2 separate regions of the Homo sapiens genome follow, and region 1 is linked to region 2. The links are chromatin contacts, found by Hi-C or POLR2A ChIA-PET in ENCODE. All regions are on one chromosome and are shown on one strand. The core of a region is the stretch at or near the end of the contact, and the rest is flanking DNA. Distances in the headings are between cores, read along the strand shown. Region 1 holds the start of GPR171 (G protein-coupled receptor 171). Region 2 holds the start of ERICH6-AS1 (ERICH6 antisense RNA 1).

Evidence for each region. A loop is a pair of places that touch in the nucleus more often than their neighbours do. ChIA-PET counts read pairs that join two places held with the same protein, here RNA polymerase II (POLR2A). Pooled maps may share reads with other maps.
Region 1: a pooled map shows a loop between it and region 2 (4-fold over the local background). The contact joins the promoter of GPR171 here to the promoter of ERICH6-AS1 in region 2. A Hi-C loop is called at or near these places in 4 of 50 pooled maps. POLR2A ChIA-PET finds 5 or more read pairs at or near these places in 3 of 52 experiments (MCF 10A, activated T-cell and naive thymus-derived CD4-positive, alpha-beta T cell).

What each region holds. Positions count from the first base shown.
Region 1 is chr3:151,201,914-151,208,652 of GRCh38, reverse strand. It overlaps GPR171 (G protein-coupled receptor 171), which reads left to right and starts at 5,437. Exons shown (of 3, transcript NM_013308.4): 1 at 5,437-5,549. All of the region lies in intron 16 of MED12L (mediator complex subunit 12L), which reads right to left.
Region 2 is chr3:150,699,816-150,706,822 of GRCh38, reverse strand. ERICH6-AS1 (ERICH6 antisense RNA 1) reads right to left here and starts at 3,259. Exons shown (of 3, transcript NR_121675.1): 1 at 3,156-3,259. It overlaps ERICH6 (glutamate rich 6), which reads left to right and starts at 2,903. Exons shown (of 14, transcript NM_152394.5): 1 at 2,903-3,327; 2 at 4,645-4,702. The coding sequence starts at 2,925. RefSeq lists enhancers at 2,708-2,797, 2,948-3,027.

The DNA of each region.
Region 1 (6,739 bases), core at 4,188-6,687, 500 kb before region 2:
AGGCTGGAGTGCAGTGGCGTGATCTCAGCTCACTGCAACCTCCACCTCCAGGGTTCGATTCTCCTGCCTCAGCCTCCCAAGTAGCTGAGATTACAGGTACCCGCCATCACGCCTGGCTAATTTTTGTATTTTTAGTAAAGATGGGGTTTTACCATGTTTGCCAGGCTGGTCTCGAACTCCCGACCTCCGGTGATCCATCCACCTCGGGCCCCAAAGTGCTGAGATGACAGGCGTGAGCGCCCGGCCTCAATGTTCTATTTTCTAAGCTAAAAGGGTCTCTACATTTAACTTGCAGCTTTTTTCAAGCTGTTAGTTATGTTGTACTTTCAACCATTATCTTTCTAAAGGAATACTAGCTCTCTCTGATATCATATTGACTGCATGAGAACATAATCCTTATAAAAGCCAACTTCAACTCCACATCAAATTCACTTTCTTGTTAAGAAAAACAAGCAACTATAAAAAAATTGGCATGGCCAAGTGTAGTTCATATCTGGCTAACAGTATGAAAGTAGTTAGGTAAAAAATAAGAAAAATGGTCTTATTTTAAATAAGAAAACCAGCATTTCCATCAAGGCCATTCAAAATAAGAGCTCCTTAAGTGTTTGCAAAGTACATTCAGAATGTTCTGGTTAATGACAGATAAAGCTCTGAGAAACATTTAAAACCTAAATGAAAAAGAATAAAATAAAAATCTATCTAAGCTATATCAAATAAAAACTTTGTCAGCCAATAAGGCAAATTCACCTTTCTATCTGACCAAGCTGCCTCTCTCCTCAGACTTCCTTTCCCAGGACTAAAACCTCAGTCTCCTCTGCTCCCTCTCTACCCCACCCTGCAGTGATCTTACTTCTGCAGTGGTTCTCAGCTATTCCTCCCTTCCCATGTAATTTCAGATCCTTATTGCTTCTCACTTAAAATGACTGCAATCTTTCCTTAACTGGCTTCTCACCTTCCACTTTCTCTCCTAACCAAGCAAACTCCAATGTTGGTAGATTCACCTAATACTGCCCAATTGACAGCTCCTTGCCTTGTATAACCATGAGCTCTCCAATGCTTACTTTATTAAAATCCCAGGGAGCATCCAAGATTTGGTCTCAATCTTTTCCTCACAGAGACACCCAAGCCCCCAAATTGCCTGACAGTCCCCCCCAAAATTTCTCATACTCCAATTATCTGTGTCATCCCCCAAGCATGCCACCTTGTAGCTCATTCTGAAGAAGCTCCTATTCACCCCACCACAGTCTGGAGCATTACAATACCCGGATTCCCACAGGTTCTAACAGCACATAGCAGGTGATAAGATTCCTTTTCATTCCTGTACAAAGCATAAAATATTCTCCAGGATAAGAGCTCAGGAGGCAGCCTGTAATTGATAAATATTTGCTGTTATAATTTTTCATAAATACTTGATCAAGAAATATTCACATGGCTGGGTGCAGTGTTGTGCCCCTGTAGTCCTAGTTACTCAGGAGGCTGATGCAACAGGATTGCTTGAGCCAAGGAGTCTGGGACTGCAGCAAGCTATGATTAGACCTCTGAATAACCACTGCACTCCAGCCTGGACAACGTAAGACGACCCTGTCTTAAAAAAAAAAAAAAAAATCACATGGCTAGGAAAAGGGAGATGTTCTCCAAAGAACATTCTCCTGGAAAGTAACTAAAAAGTTTTAAAAATGTGTTCTGTGCTTTGAAAATGTGTTAGTCATGGCCGGGCACGGTGGCTCACATCTGTAATCCCAGCACTGTGGGAGGCCGAGGCAGGTGGATCACGAGGTCAGGAGATCGAAACCATCCTGGCTAACACGGTGAAACCCCATCTCTACTAAAAATACAAAAATTTAGCTGGGCGTGGTGGTGGGTGCCTGTAGTCCCAGCTACTCGGGAGGCTGAGGCAGGAGAACGGCGTGAACCTGGGAGACGGATCTTGCAGTGAGCTGAGATTGCACCACTGCACTCCAGCCTGGGTGACAGAGCAAGACTCTGTCTCAAAAAAAAAAAAAAAAAAAAGATAATGTGTTAGTCATAAGTTCATAAGAAATGGACCATAAACAAACAAATGGGGGAAAAAAAGCATGAAATTCAGTGACTAAAAAGAAACGAGATAATCTTTAAAAGTTCTTTATTATAAATTTCCCCTCCATAAATTATCTTTTAACCATGGACCAAATAGCAGTCACACCTCACAACCAAAAGGTAAAATGAAATGTTGACGCAATAACATCAACAAAAAGGCAGACAACCAAAAGGACTGTCAAGGGGAAATGACAGGGTAATGTACCCAGCCATTCTTTTAACTGAGTTCACATTCCAAGAATGTGAAAAAAACAAATTTGCCTTCAAATCATTTCCAAACATGTATTCTCCATTTCAGTAAAGAAAAAAAAACAAGGCAGAATTTAAATAATACAGAAACAGTAACATGGAAACCATACGTCTACATTTCACTTTAAAACTACACTGCTTAATCACATCAGTCACTCTCAGATTTAAAGCTACCAATCTCAGAGCACAGAAAAAAATCTTTGGGCTAACGCAGGTGGGAAAGAATATTATGTGCAAAAAAAAAAAAAAAAAAAAATTATTTTCTTTCAAAACATAACCCTGAAGCACAACGGCTATAGAGAGAGGGCTGAACTGGAGTTGCACAGGCTGTGGCAGAAGTGACTGATCATAAAAATCTTCCATTTGTAAATTATTTTGATGTAAGAGCGTCCCAAATTCACATTCCAGAGGCTGAAAACTCCATGAGGAAGGCAAGAACAGTGGTACACTGTTCTACCACCCAATGGCATGCAAATTCAAATGGTTACAAATACTAAATGGGAAGGGGGACCGGATTGACCTGATGGCCTCCATTGTAATCACTGTCCCCAGCAATTTCATTGTAAGAAGCATAACTAAGAGCTGGGACGCTAGGGTCTAACTGTGCAGGCTTGAGTGGGCCTTAATTTCTCTGCACCACAGTTTCCCCATCTGTAAGAGGCAGAATCTCCTGTATCTCATGGCTTGTTTTAACAAAAACAAGTCCTCAGACCTGTGCCCGGCTGTGGCAGTGACCACCGACCCCAACATTTGCTTTCCCCTTCCTCATTAGTTCCAAATGGCTTCCATGCTATGCCGAAAAAGCACATTTTAAAAACGCTAAATATTCAAAGCAAGTATTTCTACTGAAATACCGTTGTTTGGTATTTGTGTTCAATAAAATCAAAAGCACGTTTTGTATGGATAGGAGAGTTGACCACAGAAAATATTTTCTTTCTCAATTCATAACTTGGTGGACAATTTAGCTTTAATTTTTATTTTACACATACAAAATATCCATGAAATATTCATAAGTAATGAATAGATTATTTCTTTAACAAAAAGTACTGCCATGACCAAGGTAAGGGAAAAATAACTTCACCTCACTTCTTCCCGCTTGGGTGTGTATTAGTGATGACATGCAACTTCCCGGAACACTAAGTACAGTCACAAACACTTGTCCTCAGTGAAACAGATAGAAAAAAGTGGCTTATAGAAAATCAAATGAAACTAGTATTAAAAAATGAAAACTACATGTATTTCCACTGTGAATAAACTTCCACACAAAGCCAGGTTGCCTAAGCTCATTCTCAGAAGGAGGAATATGATTCATCTATTAAAAGATTAATTCTCACTATTCTAAAAATTAAATAGAACTCTGAGAACAAGGGCACTTCAGTGCTTTCACATTTGGCAATCCAGACACAGAAACTGTGGTCTGGGTAGATTTTTAAGTACAATTGTTTGTACTTTTCAATTGTGTCTACAACCTTAAAGTGAACCGAGGAAGTAAACATATAAAGAGACCTAACTAAAAAAAGCAAAACAGAAACTGTCAAAAATCTTTCATCCCAGTTTTTCTCCATGCCATGGTAAAATCATTCACCACTGTTTGCAGTCAACTCCACTCATCTCTAAATTCTCTCCCTTTCATCTCCTCTACCCTCCAGTGGATGTAAACCCTGATCACTTCTCACTTACTTGTCTGCAAATATATCTTTTCTACAAGTATGTTCTTCAGTGAGTCCTGTACAATGTTGAAGCATACATATCTTAAAAGAAAGATCCTTTCCTAGCACTATGATGATGAAGTTCACAGTGGTTCTTAACATAAAATGTTTGAGAAACATTTGCTTTTTCCCTCCTAGTTTATAATTTATGGTCTTCACTGGCAAAAATAATAATTATATGAATTTGGGAGAATGTCAGAATACCTGAGACGTGACCAATATCATCATAAGCATCTTTACATTTTTTTCAAAAGTCTCCTTAGACTTTCCCTAAATTCTCCCTAGCTAGATACTTCTCATTTCATCTTTTGAGACATTTTTCTTTTTAAAAACTAATACCAAGAGATTAATTTTAGATCCTGGAAAGGTATCTTCTTTTTTCTTATCCAGAAAACTGACCAAGTATTATTAAAAGAAACCAAAGCACCTACCAAGCCAATGAAGCATTAGAAGAAACCAGACCCTAAATAACCAGGCAATGGCTTTGCATTAACACATCAACTTTGAACCAGAAAATTCAGAACTCTTGAAAATATGTTTGTTAGGTCCCCCAGCATGCTAGGCTTCTTTCAAACATTCAGTTAGTTCTGCCACAGACACAATGAACATTTAACCAAACAACTTAAATACACACTGTAGGGTTCCTTTACACACAATCTATTAATTACTAAATACTATTCCAATTCATCAGGCTGTTTGAGTCAAACAGACAAATACTTATTACAAGTCTAATCTCATAAATTGAATATATAATATATTCTTCAATGAAAAATTATAAACTATAAAATAGTATGAATAACATCTAAGTGGAAATACATAAGCATAGAAAAAATTTAAAACTTATGTACCAAAAATATTAACAGTAATTATCTCTCTGCATAATGATGTTCCTTTTTTATTTCTATTTCCAGATTTTTCTATAATGAACATAAAATAAGATAAATAAAATGTATACATTAGCTGACTCTGTAAAACACATCTTTTTGTTTACTTCTTTTTTTAATAATAGGTGTCTCAGCAGGAATAAAAACTGCAACTATTTTTTAAATTTTAACTTTGAAATGCTGTGTTACTATATATACTGAAAAAATATTTGCTTAAACACCTTATATCTTTAATTATTAATCCCCATCAAGGCATGAAGAGTGATATTCTTTGAAATCATTATGACACAAAACATACCTTGGATACTTTAAAAAAAAAAAAAGGCTAGGTACTAAATGAAGATCTTTTCTCTAAAAAATATGACAAATAAATTGCTTAAGAAAGCATACATGAAATTGTATACATTAAAAAAACTTCTTTAGGAGACTTTCATAAAGTTAAACTACTTGCAAACCACAGTTTCATCTACGTCAATATGCAACATTTTAAAACCACACAAAAAGGAAAGGAAATTTTTAGTAAAGCCAGCAGCCTGCAATGGGGTTGCTACTGCTGCGGCTAACCAAACAGCTCATGCTTCTCTGAAGACTTGCAGCAAGGCTTGCTGAGGCTCACAGAAGATAGCCCCAGGTATGTCTTTTTAAACACTTAATATATTCAAATGCTTTTCCGTGGAAAACAAAATTGTGATTTTTCAGTATTTAAGGCTTATAAGTAGAAAAAGCCAAGCTGTATAAAAAAAAAGCATCAATTTTTAAACTCTAAATAGGTCCTAGCTGTGAATGACACTATAATTTTCTTATATCTGATGAACCCATTCATCTGTCTCCAAAAGACAGGATAATTGACACCAGACTGAATACCTGAGCGAGCATAACTATTCAGTAACTCAATCTTATAACTGGGTGGATAGAGGCCATGTTGTAGATCTTCACAACAGGGAACAACAGGCCTTAAGATGACTTTCCTCTACAAACATTACAATAGGTGATTTCAAGAAGATTCCACTGTGATTCCCATAGAAAATCTAATAAGCTTTTATTTTGTTTTTGTTTTGTTTTGTTTTTGAGGAGTCTCGCTTTTTCACCCAGGCTGGAGTGCAGTGGTGCGATCTCAGCTCACTTCAACCTCCACATCCCGGGTTCAAACAATTCTCCTGCCTCAGCCTCCCGAGTAGCTGGGATTACAGGTGCCCGCCACCGCGTTGGCTAATTTTTGTATTTTTAGTAGAGACAGGATTTCACCATGTTGGCCAGGCTGGTCTCGAACTCTTGACCTCAAGTGATCCACCCGCCTCAGCCTCCCAAAGTGCTGGGATTACAGGCGTGAGCCACTGTGCCCAGCCAGTTTATTTATTTTCTAAGCAATGGGCACTCTATCCAAACTACAGAGACAGTTAAAATCTTGTATTGTTGTTGCTGCACTACTTCTGAGTATCTCACATTTTCACTGGTAAGTAACTGTCTGGTAAAATATTTATTAAGCACTTAGTTCTCAAACTTGTGACACAGAACACAGGATGTTATTATACAATATTTTAACCTCTAATTTACATAAGCAAAAATTTTAAATAAACAGATTTGTTTCTCACTGCAATTTAGACAAAAGTTCACAAACACAAATGTGAGAAATGTGAGATGCTCCATGATTCTTGAGAATTACTGAATGATTATTCATTTCAGATAAATTATTCATGTACGGTATATATCGTCAGTTCTAGCTACAGAGAAAATTAATCAAAATAAATTACTCTAATTCTTCTCTTTACCATATACGTCTCATTGATACAACAGACTTATTTTATAGTTGTGCAAGCAATG
Region 2 (7,007 bases), core at 2,010-4,509:
GCTACTCGGGATGCTGAGGCAGGAGAATGACGTGAACCCGGGAGGCCAAGCTTGCAGTGAGCCAAGATTGCGCCACTGCACTCCAGCCTGGGCAACAGAGTGAGACTCTGTCTCCAAAAAAAAAAAAGAAAAAGTGGCAGTTTCCCCTGCACTCTCTCTCTCCTGCCAACAAGTAAGATGTGCCTTGCTTCCCCTTCACCTTCAGCCATGATTGTAAGTTTCCTGCGGCCTCCCCAGTTATATGGAACTGAGTCAATTAAACCTGTTTATTTTATATATTACTCAGCCTCAGGCAATTCCTTATAGCAGTGTGAAATCGAACTAATATACCTTTGAAGCACTCAATACATTAGAAACATTTTCTAAACAGAGTTATGTGGTCCTAAAATAATAATAATAAAATACAAAATCAGTCCTCAGAAAATAGGCCAGACAGGATGACTCACACCTATAATCCCAGCACTTTGGGAGGCCAAGGTAGGAGGATTGAGTCCAGGAGTTCAAGACCAGCCTGGGTAACACATTGAGATGCCATCTTAGGAAAAAAAAAAAAGAAGAAGAAAATAAACAATAATTAAATTTTATCTCAAAATAGCCCCATAAATTAAGTGGAAAGGTACTGATATTTCCATTTAACACACCAAGAAACTGAGGCTCAGTAACCCCAAAGTCACAGTTAGTCAGGGCTGGTGCCTGGTTCTCAAATCTCAAGTTCCTGAGTCAAGCTAGACACCAGGAATGGAGAAGGGGAAAATATAAACTGACCCAGCATCATATTATCTCTGAACGGCCAAAACAAGAGTGGCATCAACTCATGAGAAAATAAGGGACTGTTCTTTCCGTAGTAAGTAGATCCAAGGGAAGGAGATTCCATAAAATGTTCAAAAAAGGTCTTAAATAGAGGGTCTAAACAAGGAGTACTTAAACAAATTAATTCACCACACAATTGAGAAAATGCCAGGGCAGTCACAGAACTGAGCTACAGCAGGCACAAGCGGAGTAAGCACAAGCACTGTCACCCTTGCTGTCTGCCAGCCCCGTGTCTCATCCCCACATCCTGACTTCCAGTCTGCTCTCTGAGGACCCTGGTTGAATTTCCTAACTTCTAAGATAGCTTCCAGCATCAAACTGTTAGTATTGTCCAGAAAAGAAATGAGCTTTTTCTTATTTTCTCTTTTTAAATTACACTTACCTTATTTGTACCTCAATATCTGTACACATAGTTCCCTGTCCTGACCCTCCTTTCCTGCCGTGAGCCTGCTGGAAAGCTTTTCACTTTCCTCTCTGGTCACCACATTTTGCCCTTCCTTTTAAAGCAACTCAGATGTCTCCTCTCATCTGTGCTGCCTGCTCCTTTAGCCTGCAAGAACTCTACTTTCAAAAATATTCCCTAGCCAGGCACAGTAGCTCACGTCTGTAATCCTAAGAACTTTGGGAGGCCCAGATGGGAGGATCTCTTGAGCCCAGGAGCTTGAGACCGAGAGTTTGAGACCAGCCTGGGCAACATAGCAAGACGCCATCTCTACAAAAAGTAGTCCCAGATACTCGGGAGGCTGAGGCGGGAGGATCAGCTTGAGCCGGGAGGAGGAGGTTGCGGTGAGCTGAGATAGCACCACTGCACTCCAGCCTGAGCGACAGGGTAAGACCCTGTCTCAAAATAAATATAATACAGGCCAGGCACTGTGGCTCACGCCTGTAATCCCAGCACTTTGGGAGGCTGAGGCAGGCAGATCACGAGGTCAGGAGATCGAGACCATCCTGGCTAACACGGTGAAACCCCATCTCTACTGAAAATGCAAAAAATTAGCCAGGCGTGGTGGCACGTGCCTGTAGTCCCAGCTACTCGGGAGGCTGAGGCAGGAGAATTGCTTGAACCCAGGAGGCTGAGGTTGCAGGGAGCCGATATGGTGCCACTGCACTCCAGCCTGGGTGACAGAGCGAGACTCCGTCTCAAAATAAATATAATATAATATAATATAATATAATATAATATAATATAATATAATATAATATATAAAATTGGCCAGGCGTGGTGACACACATTTGTTGTCCTTGCCACTTGGGAGACCGAGGTGGGAGGATCACTGGAGCCCAAGAGTTCAGGGCTGAAGTGAACCATGATGCCGCCACTGCACTCCAGCCTGGGTGACAGAGTGACATCCTGTCTCTCAAAAATAAAAAATGTATATATTTTACAAAAATGTAAGTAAATACAAAGTCCCAGAAGGACGCAGGTGGTACCTAGGTGGCCAGATGCTTCAGGACTTTTCTACTCCAGGATGGATAGATGGGCCAAGTAAGAAGCAGGACCCAGATCACAGCAAGGAGCAAAATTTATGGGACGCTAAAAATGTCGCCAATCAAGATTAATTAATATTAATCTAACAATATTTAAGATAACTAACATTTAAGGCAATTTTAATACGCTTATTAATATTTAAAGCTATTTTAAAAATATCCGCAAACGAGGGCCCAAGGGCTGGCGCCTGATTTTGTAAATAAAGTTTCACTGGACGTTCCAGCAAGCATCTGTCTACTCAATAACCAGACTCCAGCATCCGCAATACCAAATGGCACCGTGTGTGTCCGTCGCTAGAAGCCACTTCCTCCACCCAAGTTAAAAAAAAAAAAAAAGGCCCCAAATAAGCTGAGAGACGAAGAAAAGATCGTTTCTCCGCAGGCTGCCAGGGGTTTCAGAGACGCTGAAGAGCAGGGACAGAAAGAAGTCTGCGGTGGCCCCCACCGGCCCTCGGCACCCACATTCTATCCGGCTAACCAGCTCCTGCCGCTTTAAATCCGGGAGGCTCGGTGGCGCAGGGCAAGCAGTTGCCCGGGGAGACCAACGCACAACAGAGGCTCGCGCTCGCGAGAGCCGACCGGGGCCGCGGCCAAAGAGCTGGCTGTAATCCCGCCTCCCGCCAGCCATGGCCCACTTGCGCTCGCCTAGCGGCTTCGGAGACCCGGGGAAGAAGGACCAGAAGGAGTCAGAGGAGGAGTTAGAGGAGGAGGAGGAGGAGGAAGAGGTGGAGGAGGAGGAGGAAGAGGTGGAGGAGGAGGAGGAAGAGGTGGAGGAGGAGGAGGAGGAGGTGGTGGAGGAGGAGTTGGTGGGGGAAGAGCAGGAGTTGGAGGCCCCTGAGACGTTCAGCGAAGAGTACCTCTGGAAGGTCACGGACATCGGTGACTACGACGACGACTTCCCAGACGTGCGCCCCCGCTTAGCCAGCATCGTCAGCCCTAGCCTGACCTCTACGTTCGTGCCCAGCCAGAGCGCGACCAGCACTGAAACGCCGAGCGCAAGCCCACCCTCCAGCACCTCCTCGCATAAAAGTACCGCCCCCGACCCACCCCTTCCTCGAGGGTTTCTCGTCTCCAGGGGGCACCTGGTCCACCCACTCCTGGGTGGTGCCTTCGTCGACCTGCGCGTCGTGCCTGATTTCTAAATGCATGCACCATTCCACACACCTAATCTCTCTCACGCCCTTGTCAGAGACACTGAACCCTTGGCTGAGCTGTTGTGATGAGGCACGATTTAGGATATAGGCGAAACACCATAAAAGTTGAACTTGGGCATGGCTGTATGAAGTGCTTTTTTTTTTTTAGACAAGAGTCTCGCTCTGTCGCCCAGGCTGGAGTGCAGTGGCTGCAGCCTCGACCTCCTGGGCTCAAGCCTCCCACCGCAGCCTCTCGAGTAACTGGAACTACAGGCACACGCCACCACACCCAGCTAATCTGGCGTCTCACTATGTTGCCCAGGCTGCTGGGAGTGCTCATTTTTATAACATTTTTGCGTGCATTCACACCGTGACATCTCTCTCTCTCTCTCTCTCTGTTCCCCCTCCCCTCCCTCTTCCTCCCCTCCCTCTCCCCTCCCCCTCTCTTTCTCTCTCCCTCTCTCTCTCTCTCACAGACACACACACACACACACACACACACTCATATTATTTCCAGAGAAGTGCCTTAAGGGTGCTGTACTACTGAAACAGTCCTGCAAAAAAAAAAAACAACTCTCTTTTGTGTTTAACATCCTGTGCTGAAGCCACTCCAGTCACTTCCTTGAAAAAAGAAGCAGAGAAGTCTTCTAGAGTAGGCTTCTCAAGCTCTAGTGTTGACATTTTGGTCTGGATAATTCTTTGTTGGGGAGGATTGGGGACTGTCCTGTGAATTACAGGATATTTGGCAGCATCCCTGTCCTCTACCCGTGGCTGTGCTAGAAGCACACATCCTTGCGATGATCAAAAATGTCTCCAGGCCGGGCGCGGTGGCTCACGCCTGTGATCCCAGCACTTTGGGAGGCCTAGGCGGGCAGATCACGAGGTCGGGAGATCGAGACCATTCTGGCTAACATGGTGAAACCCCGTCTCTACTAAAAATACAAAAAATTAGCCGGGCGTGGCGGCGTGCGCCTGTAGTCCCAGCTACTTGGGAGGCTGAGGCAGGAGAATAGCGTGAACCCGGGAGGTGGAGCTTGCAGTGAGCCAAGATCGCGCCATTGCACTCCAGCCTAGGCGACAGAGCGAGACTCCGTCTCAAAAAAAAAAAAAAAAAAAAAAAAGTCTCCAGACATTGCCATGTGTTCCTGGGGGGGGTAGAATTGACCTTTTGATTTAGAGGGAATAGCTGATTTTTAAATGTTTCATTCAACAGGTTTCCCTAAAATATTTCAGACATTTAGGAAAGACATGTCTGAAATGAGTATAGATAGGTAAGAAAATGTTTTCAAATTTCACATTTTTTGAACCCAATAATGTTTACCTTTTGGATAAACATGTTAGGAAGTAGAGTAAAATAATCCAGGGCATTTGTGACTTACTTATTTTAAAAAGTTTTTTTTAAATATACACTGGTAGACACTTTGAAAGAGATAAAGGTTCCCACTTATCCCCAGCTTATTACCTAGCTCTAGAGATTACATGTCCACTTATCAATGTAACATGAAAGAATAACTATATATGCCATGTGTGCAATTGTAAGTGCTTGAGAATTTTGAATATAGCTTTTATTGGCTAAATGCAAGAGTGACCAGGGACGCCTTTTGTGGAAGAGAGTGGAAATAATAGCTTTTCCTTTTTCCTCTCTCTCTCTTCTTTTTCTTGTTATTGCTATTAGCCTTCAGGCACTTTAACTATAGTAAGAAGATACCAGTGAAATGCCTTCTGGAACATCTTTGTAAATATTCCCTGAAATCTCACACCAAACCTGAGTCAATGATCTTGAATTATTAGTTACCCTAACTTTGCTTTTGTAAGCAACTTTTGAATTCTTAAGTCTAAGGAGAATTGTTCTGTCTCACTTACATGTTTTTAGTTATCCTTTTAATTCAATTTGTAATAAAGATAATGTATACATGTGGTTAAAAAAATCAAACTACACAAAGGTATAAAAATGAAAATCTCATGCCCTTCTTCACCCCCACTCCCACTCACCTTCAGTTTTGTTTCCATTATTTAAAATGACATTTTCATTTCTTGGTTTATCAATTTCTGACATGTGTATTGAATTCCCACCTCTCCACTTTGGTAGTTATATTATTTTTAGTTTTTCTAACATTTAGGACTTCGAGGTATTTAAACCTCTACTTCTTGATTCATCAATTTTAGTATCTATTGACTATAATGAAAAATTAACATGTTAATGCACTTCCTCCTTCCATCTTTCTTCTCTCCTCTTTTTTCCCAATTAACAACAAACTATATGAAATGATAAATTATATTAAAATGCAGTGTATATTTACATAAAGTTATATTACTTTTCCAAGCTTTATTATGCTTGTATTATGGTTTGTTAATTATAATTAAAGTGCTCTGGGGTTGTTTCTAAAAATTGAAAACCAACAAACAATACTAACACTTCTATGTTGACAAACCAGTAATATGATTGAATCTATGGACAAGAAAATATAATCCTATGTCTATAAAACTTGTCTCTTAAAAAGTAAAGTTTTTGCCAGATGCAGTGGCTCACACCTGTAATCCCAGCACTTTGGGAGGCTGAGGTGGGCAGATCACGAGGTCAGGAGTTCAAGACCAGCCTGGCCAACATAGTGAAGCCCTGTCTCTACTAAAAATACAAAAATTAGCCGGGCATGGTGGCGTGTGCCTGTATTCCCAGCTACTTGGGAGGCTGAGGCAGGAGAATCGCTTGAACCCAGGAGGTGGAGGTTGCAGTGAGCCGAGATCATACCACTGCACTCCAGCTTGGGCAATAGAGTGAGACTTCATCTCAAAAAATAAATAAAAAATAATAATAATAAAATAAACTTTTTGACTCTCTGTTGTTCTGTCTACAGTTTTTCTGGGTTGGCTCACCAGCCACACTTTATTGGTTCCCATATTGTCTTCTTTCTTTTGTTGCTTTTCCTTTTGCTGGAGAAACTCCTCAGGTGAATTTTTTATATAGGTCTCACGGATAGTCAAATTTCTGAGTTCTTGCCTGCTTTGAAATTTCTTCATTTTGCCCTTGTACTTGACTTGTTAATAAAAAAATAAATAAAAACCTGCCAAAAAGAAGAGATTTAAAACCATTTCACATGGTGAAACCTCGTCTCTACTAAAAATACAAAAAAAAAAAAAAAAAAAAAAAAATTAGCCGGGCATGGTGGCGGACGCCTATAGTCCCAGCTACTCTGGAGGCTGAGGCAGGAGAATGGTGTGAACCTTGGAGGAAGTGCTTGCAGTGAGCCAAGATCGCACCACTGCACTCCAGCCTGGGCAACAGAGCGGGACTCCATCTCAAAAAAAAAAATTTCCCTCAGAGATCTGAAGACATTGCTTCTTTGCCTCCTAGTAGCCAATACTGCCTCACCAGTCTTATCCTCAGACCATTCTGATATATAATTACTTCCTCCCCTTTTCTTCTTTTCTTCAGAACTCCTCCTAGATGCTGTTGGACCTCTTAGGTAGATTCTCCATCTTTAATAACATTTCCTTTGTATTTTCAGTATCTTCAGGATTTTTGATGTTTGTTTACATGCTACTATACAGCCCTTGTACAGAATTTTTTTATTGGAG